3 separate regions of the Homo sapiens genome follow, and all the other regions are linked to region 1. The links are chromatin contacts, found by Hi-C or POLR2A ChIA-PET in ENCODE. All regions are on one chromosome and are shown on one strand. The core of a region is the stretch at or near the end of the contact, and the rest is flanking DNA. Distances in the headings are between cores, read along the strand shown.

What was found. A loop is a pair of places that touch in the nucleus more often than their neighbours do. ChIA-PET counts read pairs that join two places held with the same protein, here RNA polymerase II (POLR2A). Pooled maps may share reads with other maps.
Region 2: a map of MCF 10A shows a loop between it and region 1 (2.8-fold over the local background). The contact joins two enhancer-like sites. A Hi-C loop is called at or near these places in 2 of 168 maps with a recorded cell type or tissue (Caco-2 and MCF 10A). POLR2A ChIA-PET finds 5 or more read pairs at or near these places in 1 of 52 experiments (A549).
Region 3: a map of ascending aorta shows a loop between it and region 1 (4-fold over the local background). The contact joins two enhancer-like sites. A Hi-C loop is called at or near these places in 5 of 168 maps with a recorded cell type or tissue (ascending aorta, chondrocyte, endothelial cell of umbilical vein and 2 more) and 6 of 50 pooled maps. POLR2A ChIA-PET finds 5 or more read pairs at or near these places in 2 of 52 experiments (AG04450 and PC-3).

The regions. Positions count from the first base shown.
Region 1 is chrX:39,753,603-39,756,659 of GRCh38, reverse strand. No RefSeq gene overlaps it. Among named protein-coding and RNA genes, the nearest start is that of MIR1587, 82 kb to the left of the region's middle. RefSeq lists enhancers at 1,020-1,969, 2,815-3,057. Within about 2 kb of position 1,404, at least 16 of the 41 ENCODE cell types and tissues checked have a DNase peak (open chromatin) inside an H3K27ac peak, as active enhancers do; they include endothelial cell of umbilical vein, where a contact is called at or near this core.
Region 2 is chrX:39,952,478-39,955,534 of GRCh38, reverse strand. No RefSeq gene overlaps it. Among named protein-coding and RNA genes, the nearest start is that of LINC03053, 55 kb to the left of the region's middle. RefSeq lists a silencer at 1,377-1,605. Within about 2 kb of position 1,499, at least 4 of the 41 ENCODE cell types and tissues checked have a DNase peak (open chromatin) inside an H3K27ac peak, as active enhancers do.
Region 3 is chrX:39,906,703-39,909,759 of GRCh38, reverse strand. No RefSeq gene overlaps it. Among named protein-coding and RNA genes, the nearest start is that of MIR1587, 71 kb to the right of the region's middle. RefSeq lists enhancers at 1,311-1,605, 979-1,675, 1,084-2,283. Within about 2 kb of position 1,464, at least 14 of the 41 ENCODE cell types and tissues checked have a DNase peak (open chromatin) inside an H3K27ac peak, as active enhancers do; they include endothelial cell of umbilical vein, where a contact is called at or near this core.

The sequences.
Region 1 (3,057 bases), core at 155-2,654:
CCTGTCCTCAGTGAGCTAAGTACAGAAACTGGGAGCAAGTGTTTAGAAACTTTTATAGCAAGTCAACAGAGTATGTGTGTGTTTGTTAAATCTAACCGTAGAGGTTTGGGCTTGTGTTTTATGTTGTGTTTTTTTCTGCTTCATTTTTCCAGCAAATCATTTTTATTGTACTTTACAGAAGTATCTGTCCATAACGGATTGGAATTAATTAACAAACAAACACAAACAAGACTGGTCCTACATCCGTAGCTTCTTTGAGAAACAATGCTTTTGGCCGTGCCATTTCAAGTCAAGAAGAGAGATTCTGAAAAATATGAAAACATCTAAGGCTTGCCCCAGTCTGGGCAAAACGCATGAGCACTCACGCCTGAGGGGCCGGACTAACTTGGAAGGCATGGGTTATCATTTCTTTGTGTCCTCAGATTTCCCAGTGTCCACCCTGCCATAGGGAAGTCGGGGGGCAGGCATTCGTGGGGGACCTGGGGCTAAGTCATCCCATCTCCTGGCGCCCCAGTTTCCTCTCCTGCAACTGGGTCACCGGCAAGTGGGTCAGAGGTGCAGTTCTTCCCTGATGTGGCTGCTGCCTGCTCCGAAGAAGCAGATCTTTGTCAGCCTCCAGAGCTGCAGAAGGACACTATCTTGGGCATGAATATCCCACAGCAGCAGTGCTTTTCTTCTCTCTCCGCCGGACCTGGCTCATTCTTGTCTGGCAGAGGAACAAGCGATTTCTTTTTATGAGCCTGCAAACCTCCAGCCTCCCAGCCTCCCAGCTGGCTGGGTGCCAGGGCTGGGCCTGACACACAGGCTGACGTCCCCACCCAGACCCATGGTCCTGGCTGCTCCGAATTCTGGAGCGTCTGAGTCACCATGCCTGAGCCGGCGGCGTCTCCATGAAAGAGTTCAGAAGAATAAAGGAACAGGCTCTCCTATGGGCCTGCTGATAGCAATCTATCAGCATGACTACATTTTGGCCTCCTTTTTTTGCTGCCTCTAATCCAGCAAAGCAGGCTGTGGGTGTCTGATGGTGAACTGCCTAGCAGGGGAGGGAGTCCATCAGAGTTCCCTTCCCAAAGGCGATCGTGTGGGGAGTGTAAACCTCCCTCTGTCCTTCCCCCACAGTACTGTTGGTTTCTGCGCATGATGGAGTAGGGTGGGAGAAGGAGGCTTTTCTGGCTCGTTTGTCCGGGATCCTGAGACTACCCGGCCTCCACTGAGACGTGTGCAGGCCAGAGGGGCACCATCCACCTGCAAGACTACGGTGTCTGGAGGCGCTTGGCTGATTAGCCCTGCGGCTGGCCCCCAGTTTAATGAGCGTGGCGCCTGGTGTGCAGCTCAACCCCTGCTTGTTTAGACAGCCTTGCTGGCTGTGCCACGTGTCCCCTGCACCAGGCCGAGGAGGGGCAGCCCCCTGAGAAAGCCTGTTCCTTTATTCTTTCAGAACTGAGCCCCGGCTGCCCCGGCTTGGGTCAAAAGGCCTGCTGGGGCCTGGAGAGTCTTATTTCCTGAGGGGCTGAGGCCGGCCAAGGGGGCAACAGACAGTGGGGGACACTCGTGGATACAGGTGACAGGGCAGCAGGGGCTGCAGCCAATCTCTCCCTTCCCTGACCAGCCTCCCGGAGCTGAGTGCTGGCCGCATTGCTCTGGCCTCCCTGGGATTTCACATTTGATCGCTTTTCAGTGTGGCTGCAAAGGAAGGCTGCAGGAGCCATTTGGTGGGCACTGGCTGGGTCCGTTGTTAGCAGCATGGTGGGGGACAGAGTGGCTTTCCTAAGATGGAAAGCCTGTTGGTCCTGATTTCTGTACACTCTAAGGCCTTGGCCCTGTCTCCTCCTAGCACGGCACCCTAGGCCATCCTTGGTCCTACCTCTCCTGATGCTGCCCCTCCCCCAATATTTATGCTCCACCCGGCAGCCAGAGTGGACTTTATTTTTATTTATTTATTTATTTATTTTGAGATGGTGTCTCACTCGGTAGCGCAGGCTGGAGTGTAGTGGCATGATCTTGGGTCACTGTAACCTCTGCCTTCTGGGTTCAAGAGATTCTCCTGCCTCAGCCTTTTGAGTAGCTGGGATTACAGGCACCCACCACCACACCTGGCTAATTTTTTATATTTTTAGTAGAGATGGGGTTTCACCATGTTGGCCAGGCTGGTCTTGAACTCCTAACCTCAGGTGATCCACCTGCCTCGGCCTCCCAAAGTGCTGGGATTACAGGCATGAGCCACTGTGCCCAGCCTTAATTTTTATTTTGTAAACTTTTGATTTTGAAATAATTACAGACTTGAAAACTTGCAAAAGGAGTGCCAAGACTTCCTGAATCTACTTTCCTCAGATTCCCCCAATGTTAACATTTTTACCAATTTTTGTGTGCTTTCTCCACACACACACATTTCTGTTTTCCCTGAAGCTTTTGAGATTAAATTTTAGACATGATGCTCCTTGAACCCTGAAATATTTCAGGGTGCATTTCCTAAAAACAAAAACAACAAGGATGTTCTCTTAAATAACCACAGTACGGTTTATCAAAATTGGGAAATATACACAGATATTTACACAGATGTTACCTGATCCCCAGATCTTATTCAAATCCTGTCAGTTGCTCCACTAATGTCCTTCAAAACAAAAGAAAAGAAATATTTCTCTGGTTCAGGATCCAATTCAGAATTGCACACTGTAATCTGTTGTTGTGTGCCTGTTGTGTAATCTGTTGTTGTGTGTCCTATAATCCAGCATAGTCCCTTAGTCTATCCTTGTCTTTCATGACATGAACACTTCTGAAGAATAAGGGCTGGCGATTTCATAGACTGACCCTTAGTTGGGCTTTGTCTGATGTCTCTCGTGATCAGATTCAGATACTGCATGTTTCGCAGGAATGCCACTCAAGTGATGGGTGTCCTCCATGCATCGTATCAGGAGGCACGTGATGCCCATTTGTTCCATTACCGGTAATGTTAACATTGATCACTTGGCTAAGGTGGTGTTGGCCTGCTCTCTTCACTATGTTATTATTTTTCCCTTTAAAACTAATAGTATCTTATGGCTAGAGCAATTTTTTTTT
Region 2 (3,057 bases), core at 250-2,749, 200 kb before region 1:
TCCTCACTCAGCATCCTGTACCCAGAGTGCTTTTCCTTCCAGTCAGGCTTGTTGCAATCTTGCCCAGACTTGTACTGCCCAGGTGAAACGCCACCACCTTCATGAAGCCTTCCTGACCAGCACTTCCAGCCCCACCTCCACACAAACAAACGTTCTTTTTATTCTTTCCCAGCACTTCCTGGGTTGATGCCTCGCCTCGTTTCTTCCTGTATCACAGTTATTAATGGGCTTGTCTCGGCTTCCCATTAGACCGCAGGCTTCCTAAAAGGCTTGTTCAAAATGAAGCCTCCACAGCGCCTTGCACCTAGAAAGGGCTCACTGCATTTTAGTTTAATGAATGAACAAATAAGTCGCAAGCAACACATCAGCAGGTTGCAATGCCCAGTCAATGTAGGGGAATTAATTTTGACTTTGGCAATCCATGCCTTGGGGGGTGTGACAAGGCCCCAGGAAATGCGAGGTGGGGAGTCGCTCAGGGCGGGGAGCAGATGTCCACATTCTGCTTTGTTATTACTTCAGCTTATTGGTCCAGGTTTTTTCTTTTAGACAGAAAAGAATCCGCCCATGTTTTCATGTTGTTCTCATTGAAATACACCCACAGGCGTTGAAACGAACCCACTGGTGAAGTGCAAGGAGAGAGAGGGCAGCCCGTTTGTTTCTTCACTAAGGTTTGGGGCTGCAGCTTATGGGCCGGAATTCCCAGGGGCTCCAGCGCAGGAAGCTGAGGGCAGAATGAGGGAGTCGGAGAAACTGGTGGTGAGCTTCTCCTTAGGTAAATGGTCGAAGCAGTGGGGGGTTGGGGAGATGCTTTGGCGCTGGAGCTTTTAAAATGTGACTGTGAATTCACGTTTGTAGGAAGCCTTTTTCAAATGCTTTCCTTTTCCCTTCAGGGAGTTGCAGAGGGTGTGAAGGGTGCGGTGCGGAGCTGGGTGGAAGGCAGAGGTGGCTTGGGCTGGGAACCCCTATTTCAGGCTGTTCATTTGTTCGGTGGTTCAGTTCCTTCCTTCCTTCATTTGTTCATTCATACATTGAATAAATGTGAATTGATGATCCACCAGAACGATAAGACTTTTGGAGCCAGTAGTCTAAGCTCTGTATTTGGAAAAGGAAGGCTCAGAAAGGTGTGCTCCAAGTGACCTGCTCCACGTCACACAACCAGTTACGAGCTGTGGTAAGATTTGAACCTTCATCTCGTGCTTCCCAGTCCAGCGCTCCCAGGGCTTTGTGGGGGCTGCTAAGGGGACCCCAATGGGCCCTTTCCTGGCACACTTTGTTTTAAGCTGAGTTCTTCCAGTGGGTGAAGAAATGTGGCTCCCTCTGAACTCACAACTGAACCTGTCCTCAGTGCCCTGCCCCGGTGCAGTGCAGGTCTCTGATGGGGCTGCTGCACAGACCGCACTCTGTGCTCAGTGTTTATAAAGCCGCGTCAGCCTTGGGTGTGGACAGGAGTGACCTGTGCTGTCTAAACAAACCGCGAGCTTCTGGCGGCCTGCCTGCCTGCCTGCCAGGGTGCATGTGACGTTCTCTGGCCAAGCGAGGTTGGTTCGATTGGAACTCCTGGCTTTGCTCCTTTTGAGTGCAGCAGTGTGTAAATGTAGGTCTGAGCCCTTTAGTGCCCCAGAGGGAGCAGAGGCTGGCTATCATCTAAGATGCAAAGGTGCGTGGTTTCCCATCATGTTACTGCCAGCTCCTTCCACCTCCCCCGAGCTATTCCTTCTTTCTTTCCTGTTTCTCTTAATCACCAAGGGACAAAGAAGAGACCTGTCGTCCAAAAAATCCAAGCAGATGTCACCTACGAGAAACCACAGGAACAGGCAGATTTTAGTAAAATGAAGGCCTAGCAGCTGCTTTCAAAGACTCTGCCCCTAAATAATGCAACTTCGGTTTGTCATTCCAGATGTATGTTTGAAAAATCAGGCTTAAGTCTGTCATTTTAAATGGCTTTTTAAATGACACAGAAATTTTACTATTTTTAGGTCAAATACCTTGCAGAAGTTGACATTTTAAGGTTTGGCTATGTGTGAAAACATCCAAAGGGAAACGTGTGCTTTCTTTTTTCTAGAAACAATAAACAGGATGAGTGGCCTTAGTTTATTTGTGCACGTTCTTACCTCTCTTGTATTTGCATCTCCAGTGTTTATTGGTGTGATTCTTCAGGCATACACTCAACATGGCAGATGTCACCTGAAGGCCGCCCTTTAGAGATGAGGTCCCCACAAATAAGAGCAGGTCATTAGACTAGAACCGCCTTTGTTCCCTTAACTACAGTGTTTTCTGTCTCCACACAGAGCACACTATATATAAAGCCATAACCATTCAGAGTCACACATGGACTATATAAAGGCACTGCTGAGAGATGAAAGATGTTTTTAACCCCTTCCTCTCAGGCGTCTGTGGCAGCTGCAACCACTCAGTTTTAGAATGTGCCAAGTTCTGTTCTGGGCTGCAGTGGGGTTGTGGGGGTGGGGGTGGTGGAAGAGGAGGAGGGAGCTGTGAATGAAGCAGCAAGGTGAGAGGAGTGGTTCTCCCACCCCAACCCTCACTCCCTCTTTCTTGCCTCAGTTTAGAGCTGCTGGGAATCCCCCAGGGATAAGGGTGACAACAGAGAAGGAAGCGTAACAGCAATGGACAGGACTGTAGGGGCAGCCTTCTGTGATTTTAGACTGGGTCCCTGTACTCTGCAGTCTCTTCAGGGATGTTAGGGCACTTGAAACTACAGGGTAAAGGTGGCAGCGCTTCCTGGAGGATCAATTGTATTGGATTTGAAGTGATTGTCAATGTCGCTCTTCTATTCAAACAAGCACAGGGCCCTCTGATGGAATAGAATGTAGATGGACATGAACAGCGATGCCAAACATGGTACATCAAGACGTGCCCAGCCTGCTGAGGTGCCACTTTGGACTCTACCTTGACACCCTTAGAAGGCTGTTAACGCCTTTTGGTGACAAAGATTAAGAAACCCTGCCCCAGGCTGGTTGCTGTTGCTCACACCTGTAATCCCAGCACTTTGGGAGGCCGAGGCAGGCGAATCACAAGGTCAGGAGTTCGAGACCAGCC
Region 3 (3,057 bases), core at 215-2,714, 150 kb before region 1:
TTCCCTTTCATCTCCCTTCCCTCCCCTATTTCCTTATTAACCTGGGCCACCTCCTCTATGCAGCCTTCCCCGATTATCCCTCCACACACTCAACACATCACCTAATCCCTGGTGCTTTGTGGTGGGCTGAGTAGACCTCAATTGCAGCACCTGGGACAGGGGGTATTGCCCTGTATTCTCCTTCAGGATGCTTCTCCTCCCAGGCCAGAAGCTCTTGGAAGGCAGGGCAGGCACATCTTTCCTGATTTTCCTTCTCTAGAACCTACCAGGGTATCTTAGGTAAGAATTCTCCAGGGCAAGGTGCGGTAGCTCATGACTGTGATCCCAGCACTTTGGGAGGCCAAGGTGGGTGGATCACTTGAGGTCAGGAGTTGGAGACCAGCCTGGCCAACATGGTGAAACCCCGCTCTACTAAAAACACAAAAATTAGCTGGGCGTGGTGGCACACACCTGTAATCCCAGTTATTGGGAGGCTGAGGCAGGAGAATCGCTTGAACCCGGGAGGCGTAGGTTGCAGCAGTGAGCCAAGATCGTGCCACTGCACTCCAGCCTGGGCAACAAGAGTGAAACTCCGACTCAAAAAAAAAAAAAAGAAAGAATTCTCTAGAAGCAGAGCCTGAGGGGGAAGTCCCGTGTGAGTGCTTTATGGAGCAAGTCCTTGCAGGAGAAGCCAGCGAGAGAGCGAGGGCAGCAGCGCGGCAGGGAAGAGGTGAAGCAAGGAGGGAAGCTCAGCGGAAGCCTGGCCTCAGCCTGATCCCAGGGCGGGGGTGGGGGCCATGGAGGGTCCAGGGCAGCAGAGAGCACGGAAGAGTCAGAGAGTGAGAGGGCAAGAGAGGAAAGTAAGGCAGCAAGAGGGCAAGCAGGAGAGAGTAAGCCGAGACAGCAAGAGAGTGGCGGGGTGATGGACAGGGGGCATGAAAGAGGGCACAGAGCGGGGAACAGAGCACCAGGGAGAAGAAGAGAGTAAGTGAAAGCCAGCAAGCAAGGAGGACGGGAGGAGGAGGACAGAGAATGCAGGGAAATGAGGGGATGGGAAACATATTTCTGGAGTGTGGGCACAAGAGAGGGAAAGCATGAGAAAATAAAGGAAAAGCATGAGAGAGAGAGAGAGACAGAGAGGATGAGTGAGCGCAGTGCGAGCCTGTCCCAGGCTCTCAGGGCAGTTCAGGAGTCATGGCTGGGCTGCGGGCTTTCCCTGGGGCCCACGTGGGTGAGAGATTGAGCAACGCCTCCCTGGCGTGCTCTCTGTGTGGTGCCCCTGGCAAATTTCCCTGAGGCCCTCCTGTTCCAGGGGACTCTCGGGGCCACCGCTTGGGCCAGAGGAGAGCGGAACTGGGTAATCGACTCACCGTGGGCATTTCTGTGCAGGCTCATTCTCTAATTCCACAGCTCCTCAAGGAGGGGGCGGCCCTGTTATTATTTCCATGTCACCACAGAGGAATCTGAGGCCCGGGGAGACCTGACAGGGCTCAGAGGTGAGTCACTGAGAGAGAATTCATGTCCCTGGATTCCCTTTCCTCTAGGAGAAGAGACGTAACTCCAGATGGAGCATCCAGTGCCCCCGTGATGCCTCTGCCACAGCACATGTCCAAATGCAAACACCCAGGGCCAGGCAGGGGGCTAGAGAAGGGTCCCCTTGTCTTCCAGGCCCTTGAGAGGCCTTGCTAAGCTCCCACTGGAGGCCAAGCCCTCCTTTCCACTTGCTTAGACTTGGTCAGAGGAGGGAGGGTGGGCACAGGGCATGGCGGGTGGTGGAAAGGGACCAGCACCAGGCTCTGGGTCACCTCTGTTCCAGTCCCAGCTCTGCCACCAAACAACATGTGACCTCGAACAAGACACTTAATTTCTCAGAGCCTCCATTTCCTAATCAGTAAAACACTGACAAGGCTTGCCTTGCCCACTACCTTAAAAGCTCGTTGTCAGGGCCCATTAAGATAATACAAGTCAATATCTAGTACCATTTCACAGAGGTCTCCCGGAGGCCCTTTGTAAATTCTGTCTTAGCTTCCTATGGCTGCCTATAACAAATGACCACAATTTGGTGGCTTAAAACAGTAGGAATATATTCTCTTATGGTTCTGGAAGCTAGAAGCCTGAAGTCAGTTTCACTGGGCCATACTTTCTCATGAGAATCCAGTGAAAAATCTGTTCCTTGCCTCTTCTGGCTTCTGGTGGCTGCTGGCCTTCCTTGGCTTGTGGCTGCCTCACTAATCACTACAAACGTCAAGGCCAGCATCTTTGCATCTCACTCTGCTCCACGTTCACGTGGTCTTCTCCTCTTCCATTTGATTGATGCAGGCACCAGGCTCAGGGAAGTTACCCCACGGATCAAGGTCATCGCCAGTGAGAGAGCTGGAATTCGAACTGAGGCCTCGGAAATTTAAACCTCCGTTCTCTGTTCCAGCTCGGCCAGAGCCTGCCTCCTGGGGCCTCTGTGGCCTCTTTTGGGGAGCCCTCTGGAGCCAGCCTGTGGCTGTCCCTGGCTCATGTCCAGCCAATGAATCGAGGACTTGAGGCTCAGGCTGGACTGTGGTGTCTAAATAAAGGGTGCCCTTGAGATTAGAGCAGAGGTCAGGAGAGGACACCGGCTGCAGATGACCAGCCCAACGGGGTGGCCTCAGTGGCCCATCAGAAGGCTGGGGGTGGGCTGGCCTCACTTGCAGCGAGCTCTACCCTCCAGTGCTCTGCCAGCTGGGCAATCTAGGATCTCAGGACTGAGGTCAATGCTGACATAAAAACCAGTTGACTCAAGCAAGACCACCTACATATTTAAACAGATCTTTGAGAACGAAGGGGTTGTGTCATCACTTGGGGATGGAGAGACAGAATGGGTCTCAGACTGGGGACTAGAACTTTCTTTGCTTCAAGAAATTTGTCCTTTTAAGAGGCTGATGCCTGAGAGGGCCCTTTCTACCTTCTCCTTGTCCTGTTGAAAGAAATGGCAAAGTCTGTCCAGTTTAGTTCTGGAGAAAAGGTAAAACAAGGCTGTGTGCGTGCACATGTGCGTGTGCAGAAGTGTTGAGGGCAAAGAGATAGAGCCATTTAATTTTTTTTTAA